Linked DNA regions of Homo sapiens: region 2 is linked to region 1. Evidence: chromatin loops called from intact Hi-C (ENCODE). Cell type or tissue: heart left ventricle. All regions are shown on one strand. Region 1 overlaps SGCD (sarcoglycan delta). Region 2 overlaps SGCD (sarcoglycan delta).

Evidence for each region. Peaks named below come from ENCODE experiments on the same cell type or tissue, not always from the same donor. Only the 100,000 strongest peaks of a DNase experiment are listed, where the experiment ranks them.
Region 2: it touches region 1 in a loop (2.1-fold over the local background); 3 of 110 quality-filtered maps call a loop at or near these places.

Annotation. Positions count from the first base shown.
Region 1 is chr5:156,472,740-156,476,739 of GRCh38, reverse strand. All of the region lies in intron 3 of SGCD (sarcoglycan delta), which reads right to left. Among named protein-coding and RNA genes, the nearest start is that of SGCD, 150 kb to the right of the region's middle. In heart left ventricle, no CTCF peak of the experiment used is centred here; a DNase peak (open chromatin) is centred at 2,249; H3K4me3 peaks cover 218 bases; H3K27ac peaks cover 2,732 bases.
Region 2 is chr5:156,413,315-156,417,314 of GRCh38, reverse strand. All of the region lies in intron 3 of SGCD (sarcoglycan delta), which reads right to left. Among named protein-coding and RNA genes, the nearest start is that of SGCD, 88 kb to the right of the region's middle. In heart left ventricle, no CTCF peak of the experiment used is centred here; no DNase peak of the experiment used is centred here; H3K27ac peaks cover 374 bases.

The DNA.
Region 1 (4,000 bases):
GGTGACAATTTTCCTCTACAATGATCTTGCTGAAGAGGTTTGGGATTTACCATTCACTGTGTTCCAATTCCCTTGTGTGCAACATTTAGCTACGGAAGCATTATACTATGCCCTATTTTCTTGAAGGCATTTTTTCTTTTCTCCAGTTTCAGATATAATTCTTCTATGCCCTGATTTCACAATTTATTTCAAATGCTTCGCTTTAAAAGTCTTAAATTTTAAGTCTGTTATGGCCATGTTTAAAAAGAATGACTGTACTAGAATTTGGTCTTTCTAGCTGTTACAGGTAAAAAATAAAGATTATGGAATCTTTTATTTCTTTTAATTCACTCCCTCTCAGCTCCTCTGTCAAATTAATTCTGCTTCCACTTCGGCCGCTCTCACTTATGCACAGTCAGCTCCTTTCTGGAATGTCCTCTTTTCTCACTACTTTGTGGATTTTACTAATTTTTTCAGAGATTAACTGAAAACTCACTGTTTTACTTGGTTAAAAAGTAGACCCCCAGAACTGCACTGGAGGTTGCTGACAGGCCTGCAGGATCCCCACAAATCTCCATGCTATTCTCCTATACCCCCAGAAACAGCCATGTAGGGGACTACTTAGATGTTGTCCAGTTCTTGGCTTGGCTTAATGATAAGTTACATGGGAACCTAGGCTAGCCAAGCCTGCTCAGCATTAGTCATGAGGAAGAGGTCACAGCTGACTGTTACCCTCAGCCACGGCAAGTCAAAACAAAGCAGACAATTGCCTCCCTCCCTGATTTCTCACTCTGCAGCCCTGGGAAGCTTAACCTTCAAGCTCCAATGCACCCTGCTGCAAGGAATGTGCTGCCTGTCCTCCACATCTTTATTTTTCTCCTTTTCTTTCTGCCTTCCCTAGGTTTGGTCTCCTTCCCCTCCAAGTGCTTCATAGCTCCTCTTTTGGGACCCTGTCCTGATCCTCTAGTATTCTAATAGAATTCCTTGTAATGTGCTGAGTTGGGGGGCCTGAAACCATCAAAGAAATATACACTTCGGAAGAACTCTCCAGGAATTGTTTGCAGCTGTTGGTTTGTCTGGGGGTGTTTACTTGGTTAGCGGCAGGCTTGCTAGAAGTATTGGCTGGAAGTGTTGGCTTCGGGGAGAAAATAGGAATTACAAAGTATCTTGTCTCCTCCTTCCTATCTTTTGGCTAGACTGAGGTTCTCTTGGAGACAGGGGCTAAAGGAACAAAATGATAGAACCAGTCAGCAAAGATTTCTAAATAAGAGATGCACTGTGCTGTGGTCTATTTACAAAAAGGGACAGAATTGCAGATACTTTTTCTCTTCTGCATGAATCTCAGCTGGACTCTGACCTCCCCAACACCAGCAGCTTGGAAGGACCCATAGTCTGAACTGTCACTATGACAGAGCAGGGACAGTTGCAAATGGGTTTGTGGGGAGGGGAAGCCAGCTCAGGTAAGAAAGATTAGTCAGGGATAATGGTGGCTGCAGCTGAAAGACTGATTTGTGGGCACATGGGAGAGACCCTGTAATGGATAAAAAATAATGAATGGGTATCTTGGAGAATGGCTAACTTACAGTTATTAAAGCAGGGATAGTTTGTGCCAACATACTGTTGGTATAAAAGGGTAGAAGGGGACTTATTGAATAGTCAGAGGCTGGTGGAGCCTGGCATATTTTGCAGGTTAATGGTGCAGAAGAATAATGGCTAATAGCTATTATTTACTTAATGCTTATTATATGCCAGTCACTACATTAAAATCTTTCTCTACATGCATTAGCTCATTTAGTCTTTACAACAACCCTATGGAATTAGCATCATTATTATTGCCATTCTGTAGTCTGAAGACCAAGGCTTATAGCAGTTTATTTAATTTCCAAGGTCCAAGAACTAGGAAGTGCTGAACCACTGAGATCCAATGCACGTATATCAAGTTAATCCCATCCTAATATCATGGCAAAATAGGCCAAACTAACTCTGGCACTCACTGGGCATCCATCCTTCCTTATATCCTGGGTTATGTGGTTCTTTTTCTACCTGTTTCCCCAATTATCCTTTTAAGAATTCCAAATTAGAGCAGGCACATCTCTAGATTGGTTTCTGCTTCAATGGGGACCAAAATTAAATCTGTTTTCCTTTCAAACCCAGCTGGCTGCCTCTTTCTGTGACCAGCTGGAGCATCTCCAATCTCACTAAAGAGAGCTGTCGGCAAGCTTGGAGTGGCCCATGTTCAGGGCTCCCTGCCCTGCTGCTGGCAGATGCTTTGTCAAAGAAATGAGACAAGCTGCTATAGAAGCGCTAAGGAGTCAGTACAAGCTACCTACAGGAAAGGAGCGTCAGCAGCCAGGCCTCAGGTCCCAGGCCAGGAAGGGTACGCATAAGTGCATAGCACAGCCTAGAGTGCCTGGGTGAGATCCTGACACACGGTGCTTGCACAAGGCTGAATCACTCTGAGGAGTATCTGGGTTCATTAAATTCCAAAAAGACTATCCTACAGTTTTTCCATCTTTCACTATTGATATTTTGGGCTTGATAGTTCTTTTTCATGGGGACTGTCCTGTGGGTGTTTAGCAGCATCTCTGGCCTCTACCCAAAAATGCCAGCCATGCCAACCCCTACCCATGTTGGGATAAACAAAAACATCTATAGACAGGCCAAGTGTCTTGTGGGAGACAAAGTGCTCTCCCTCCCCCACTGGAGAAAATGAAGGGGCTGGGGAAAATTATCTTTTAATTTAGGATCCTTTCCTGAAATGCTATCTAACAGTGTCCAGAAAAAAAAAAAAACCCACACACAAAAAAACAGCTACAGTTGAAAACTGGTATCAAAGGTATTAAAATTCATCTAATTTATTTATCGGATAGGTTACTTCTTGACACATACAGCACTCAAGCCTTGTGGATATGATTCAAATACAATATAGATCATTTTTTCTCAAAAGGTGGTCAGTGGATTATCACTTCGATTGCTCCTTAAAACAGATTCCGTGGATCAATGCCAAATCGAATGAATCACCATATCCCCAGGGTGAAGCCTGAAATTCTGCATTTTAATAAAGTCCTTGGGTAATTCTTTTGTATATTAAAGTTTGAGAGCCACTGATACAGATGACACTCCCAAGGAGTTTACAATCTCTTTCAAAGAAAACAATTTATAAAAAACACACAGTAGTCCCCTCGTCTATGGTTCTTCTTTCTGTGGTTTCAGTTACCCACAGTCAATTGCAGTCCAAAAAGATTACATAGAAAATAACAGAAGTAAACAATTCATATGTTGTAAATTGTGTGCCATTCTGAGAAGCATGATGAAATTTCACAATGTCCCTCTCTATCCTGCATGAATCATCCCTTTGTCAGTGTATCCGCAGGCAATGCTGTTTGGTAAGTTAGGTGTATTGAATGCATTTTTAATTTATAATATTTGCAACGTATGATAGTTTTGTTGGGAGGTATCTCCATGGAAACTTGAGGAGCATCTGTATAGGGTTCAGTACTATCTGTGGTTTCAGGCATCTACTGGTGGCCTTGGAACTTATCTCCTGTGGATGAGATGGGAACATTGTATATCATTAAGTACAGGTGGTAAGTATTGCACAGTTGGTAAAATAAGAGGCAAACGGCTGAAATAGTCACTCAATTCTTTCGTGAGACTGGAGATGAAAATTCCTAGTTGTAATTATTCAATGTAGGCATTGGATAAATTAAGTACATTATGTTAGATAACATTTGAATTCTACCAGCTATTTTTTTTACTGTAGGCAAATTTATATACAGTGAAATACATAGATTATAACATTTTGATAAACATACACACTCATGAAACCACCATTTCAACTAATATTGTCACTTTCCAAAGTCTCCTCCTATCTCTTTTAGTCAATTCTTAATCCCATAGACAAACATTTCTCTTTTATCACATAGATTAGTTTTATCTGTACTTGAAATTCATATAAATTGAATCACACAGTATGTATTCTTTGGTGTCTTGTTTCTTTCACTCAGCATAGCATTTTAAA
Region 2 (4,000 bases), 59 kb after region 1:
GGTATGCAACAGCCTTATTGCTTGAGATATTATCTCCAAGAGGGAAATAGGGATGGAAGTATACATGTGGCATTTGGAACAAGGGTAAAAATAGAAATTGAGGATTTTCCTTGGGGAATGAGATGAAAAAATTCAATCAAAACATTTGAAGCATCATCACATTATCAATGTGCAATGTGTTGTGGAAATAGTTTTCTCAAATACATTTTTTTCTCTAAAATGAGATTTTTTTAAAAAAAGCATTGTTCTCTCCTGTCCTTTCTTCTACTTCCTGCCACTACAAAAGAAGTTTCTTGGCAAAGAAAATCTAAGAATATGATATGGAATTGAAACTGCATTTGACTTAGAGCCAAAGTTGTACATTCTTCAACCTCATTAATAATCTAAGAAGAAGAAAAAAAGCCAATCACATGCCATTTTCCACTCATTTAAATGACTACAATTTTAAATGGGACACAAAGTCCTTGCTGGCAAGGTTGTGATGAAATTAGTGCAGATAGCATTGCAAATTTGCCTAAAACTTTTGGAAGCAACTTGACAATATGGATCCTTAGGATCCTCTTGAGGCTGTAAATATTCTTTGAATGATTTCTTAAGGACATCAGTAGAACAAAGGAGACCAGAGAGATGAAGGAGTTTGTCCAAGGTGACACAGCAAGTTAGTGACTCATCCCCAACATATAACACAGGACTTGTCATACAGTGGGATCCTTATTAAATGTTTACAAATGAATAAACAAATTAAGGTGCCAAAGCACTTTTTTCCCCCCCCATTTTTTTCATTTAAAATTTTTTTTTATTTCAGTAGTGTTTTGGGGAACAGGTGGCATTTGGCTACATGAATAAGTTCTTTAGTGGTGCTATCTGAGATTTTGGTGCACCCATCACCTGAGCAGTGTACACTGTACCCAACGTGTAGTCTTTTATCCCTTGCCACCTCCACCCTTTCCCCCAAGTTCTCAAAGTCCAATGTATCATTCTTATGCCTTTGTGTCCTCACAGTTTAGGTCCCACATATGAGTGAGAACATACAATGTTTGGTTTTCCATTCTTGAGTTACTTCACTTAGAATAATAGTCTCCAATTCCACCCAGGTTGCTGTGAATGCCATTATTTTATTCCTTTTTACAACTGAGTAGTATTCCATAGAACATATATACTACATTTCCTTTATCCACTTGATTGATGGGCATTTCCTCCCAGACATTTGTCCAGCATAGTTAAAAGGAGGACAAATTTATATGTGCAGTGATGATTATTAGAGAATTCACTGTAACTGTGGAAAGACAGTGGAATAACTGTAATTGCTCTAAGAGAAAAGTGGTTGAATTAATGTTTCAGCAATTTGATGAACCACTAAATATATGTTCACTACATATATATTTTCAAATCCATGTTTCTGTATTTGTAAATACTAAGCCTATTTTAGCTAAAAGTTTTAAAGCGACTTTCCCCTAATTAGAAGTAAATTAGAAACCATAAGTTTTGCCCTATTTAACCCCTATTTGAAATCCACCAAAAGCAGGATTCACTTATATGGAAATGTTAACAGGTGGGAGAAATATTTGGCTTGGCATTCTGGAATCAAGCAGAGGACAGGCCATTGAATACCTAAGAGTTTACTTCCTGCTTCCTTTTTCACTAAAATGAGCTCTAATCTGGGCTACACTTTAGTTTTCTTGTTTGGTCAATTACACCTGGATATTGAATCTAAAATGCGGAATTATGGCCACTCATTTCGTGTCAAGACCAGTCAAGGATGTGAACCTTGCAAAGCACTGAATCTGATCAACAGCTGAATCATGAAATCAGAGAGCCTCAGGGTCAGTAGGGACCTATAGAGCTGTCACACCCACCTGAGACCACGTGCTCAAATCTCATCTTCAACATTGCCATCAGGCAAAATAAATAATCATACAAAATAGACTTTTAGATAACCTCTCCTTTCATTTGTGTTTATTAATGCCATATGATGGGAAAAAAATGAAGAGTACATTCTAATCTAGGATAATATCATGCAAGAGCAGGGCAGTGCTCTGATAATGCAAAATCTGGGTTGCGGAGAAATACCTTAAAACTGTGGCTGGTCTGGTTTCATTATATCTTAAGTTTTTCATTCCTTAAGAGTTTGTATTAAGATTCATCTTCTTCTAGAATACGAGATAGAGTATAACTAAAGACAGACCTTTACTGTATATCTAGATATTATTCCATTCAAGACTGAAACCTTGGCCACCACTGATGGTAACTATACTCTGTTCTTGTGTAAATTTAATGTTTAATTCTGTACTTCTGGTTTCTGCCTCCAAAGAATAAAATACTGGCAATTGCTCTGCGGGCATAATAAAAATATAGTTAAATATTACTTATTAGGACTAAGCTACCTAGAACAGTGCAAAATCTGATTTTTCATCACAATAGTAGTGCCTTCATTGTTTTTGCTCAGTATAAAAGCAATCATTGCTCATTGTAACATACCAAATGCTAGAAAAATCACTTTGTTATTCTATCTCTAGAATAGAAGGATCATGAAACAGTCTGGTACATATCCTTCCAAATATTTAATTGTTGTTTAATAACAGATTATTTCCCACTCTGCATAGTTTATAATGGGATCTGCAAAGTACAGCCTGTGAGCCCACCGCCTGTTTTTGTAAAAGCCTGTGAAAAGCTTTATTGGAATACAGCCACACTCATTTATTTACACAGTGTCTGTGGCTGCTTTCACACCAAAACAGCAGAGATGAGTAATTGCAACAGATACCATATGGTCTGCAAAGCTGAAAATATTTACTATCTGGCCCTTTACAGAAAACGTGTGCCAATTCTTCCTCCATAACCTTTATTTCCTGTCAATGTTATATCAACAATATTCTTTTATGATAATTTTATCTAGATCTACCTCATTCTTTTTAAAAGATATGCATCATTAAGTTTTATAAAAATTTTGTAATTTAACCGATATCCAATTGATGGACATTTAAAATTATTTTTATAGGCTGAGATTATAAGTTTCAAGAAACAGGAAATCAAAAGGCATTTAAAGATTGAGCCTGGTAGAGATGTATAAGAACCGTGCTTTAGAAAATGCAATAAAATGTTTGTGGAACCACTTTAGACTGGGTTTTACCTTGAGTGCTTTGGAATAGTTAAATATTGAGTGCTACTTTAAGTATTTTAATTTTCTTCCCAGAAATCCTGGAAGTAGAGAAAGGGATGGGCAAGACACCATGTTATAGTCTAATCGAGAAAATGGGGTGCAGAGCACAGTTCAAAATTCAGCCTTTCTGCAAGCTCAGAAACTGTGCATTCCCTGAATTCAAATGAGTTAGTTTTATCTCTTCTGTACCACCATTTCAAGGAAAGCAACTCGTATGACTTTCATCTCCAAAACCTCAGTACTGTGTCCTCCATCTCCAAGTCCTAAGCTCTTTGTGAAGACACTTGCTACTCCAAAAATAAAAAAAAAAAATCCTTTTCCCAATTTTCTAGCTTCAGTCCAAGGAAGCTAACCTATTAGAAATCCATTTCAAATGTCTGCGCTAGCAAAGACAAAGTTTGTTTTACATGCTGGGAAGGCTCAAGAAAGAGGTAACTCATAATTGAACAACTACTATAAAAAGTTCAAGGTTTCTGAGACTCTGTCTCTACCCAAAAATAAAAATTAAAAAGTAGCCAGGTGTGGTGGCATGTGTCTGTAGTCCCAGATACTCAGGTGGCTGAGGCAGGAGAACTGCTTGTGCTCAGGACATTGAGGCTGCAGTGAGCTGTGATCTTGCCACTGCACTCCAGCCTGGGCGACAGAGTGCGATCCTATCTCAAAGTTCAAGGTTTCAACTGCAAGACATGACCATTCATCCTGCATTTGGCCTTCTAGGTTTGGAGGGTGAAATGCCTTCATAGTCTAAAGTAGTATGTTAGGCGTGGTCTTCTCTGAGCTCTGTATCCCTATGTAACAGCTAAGTTGACATGTCACCTATGTGGTAGGCTATCTTCTTCT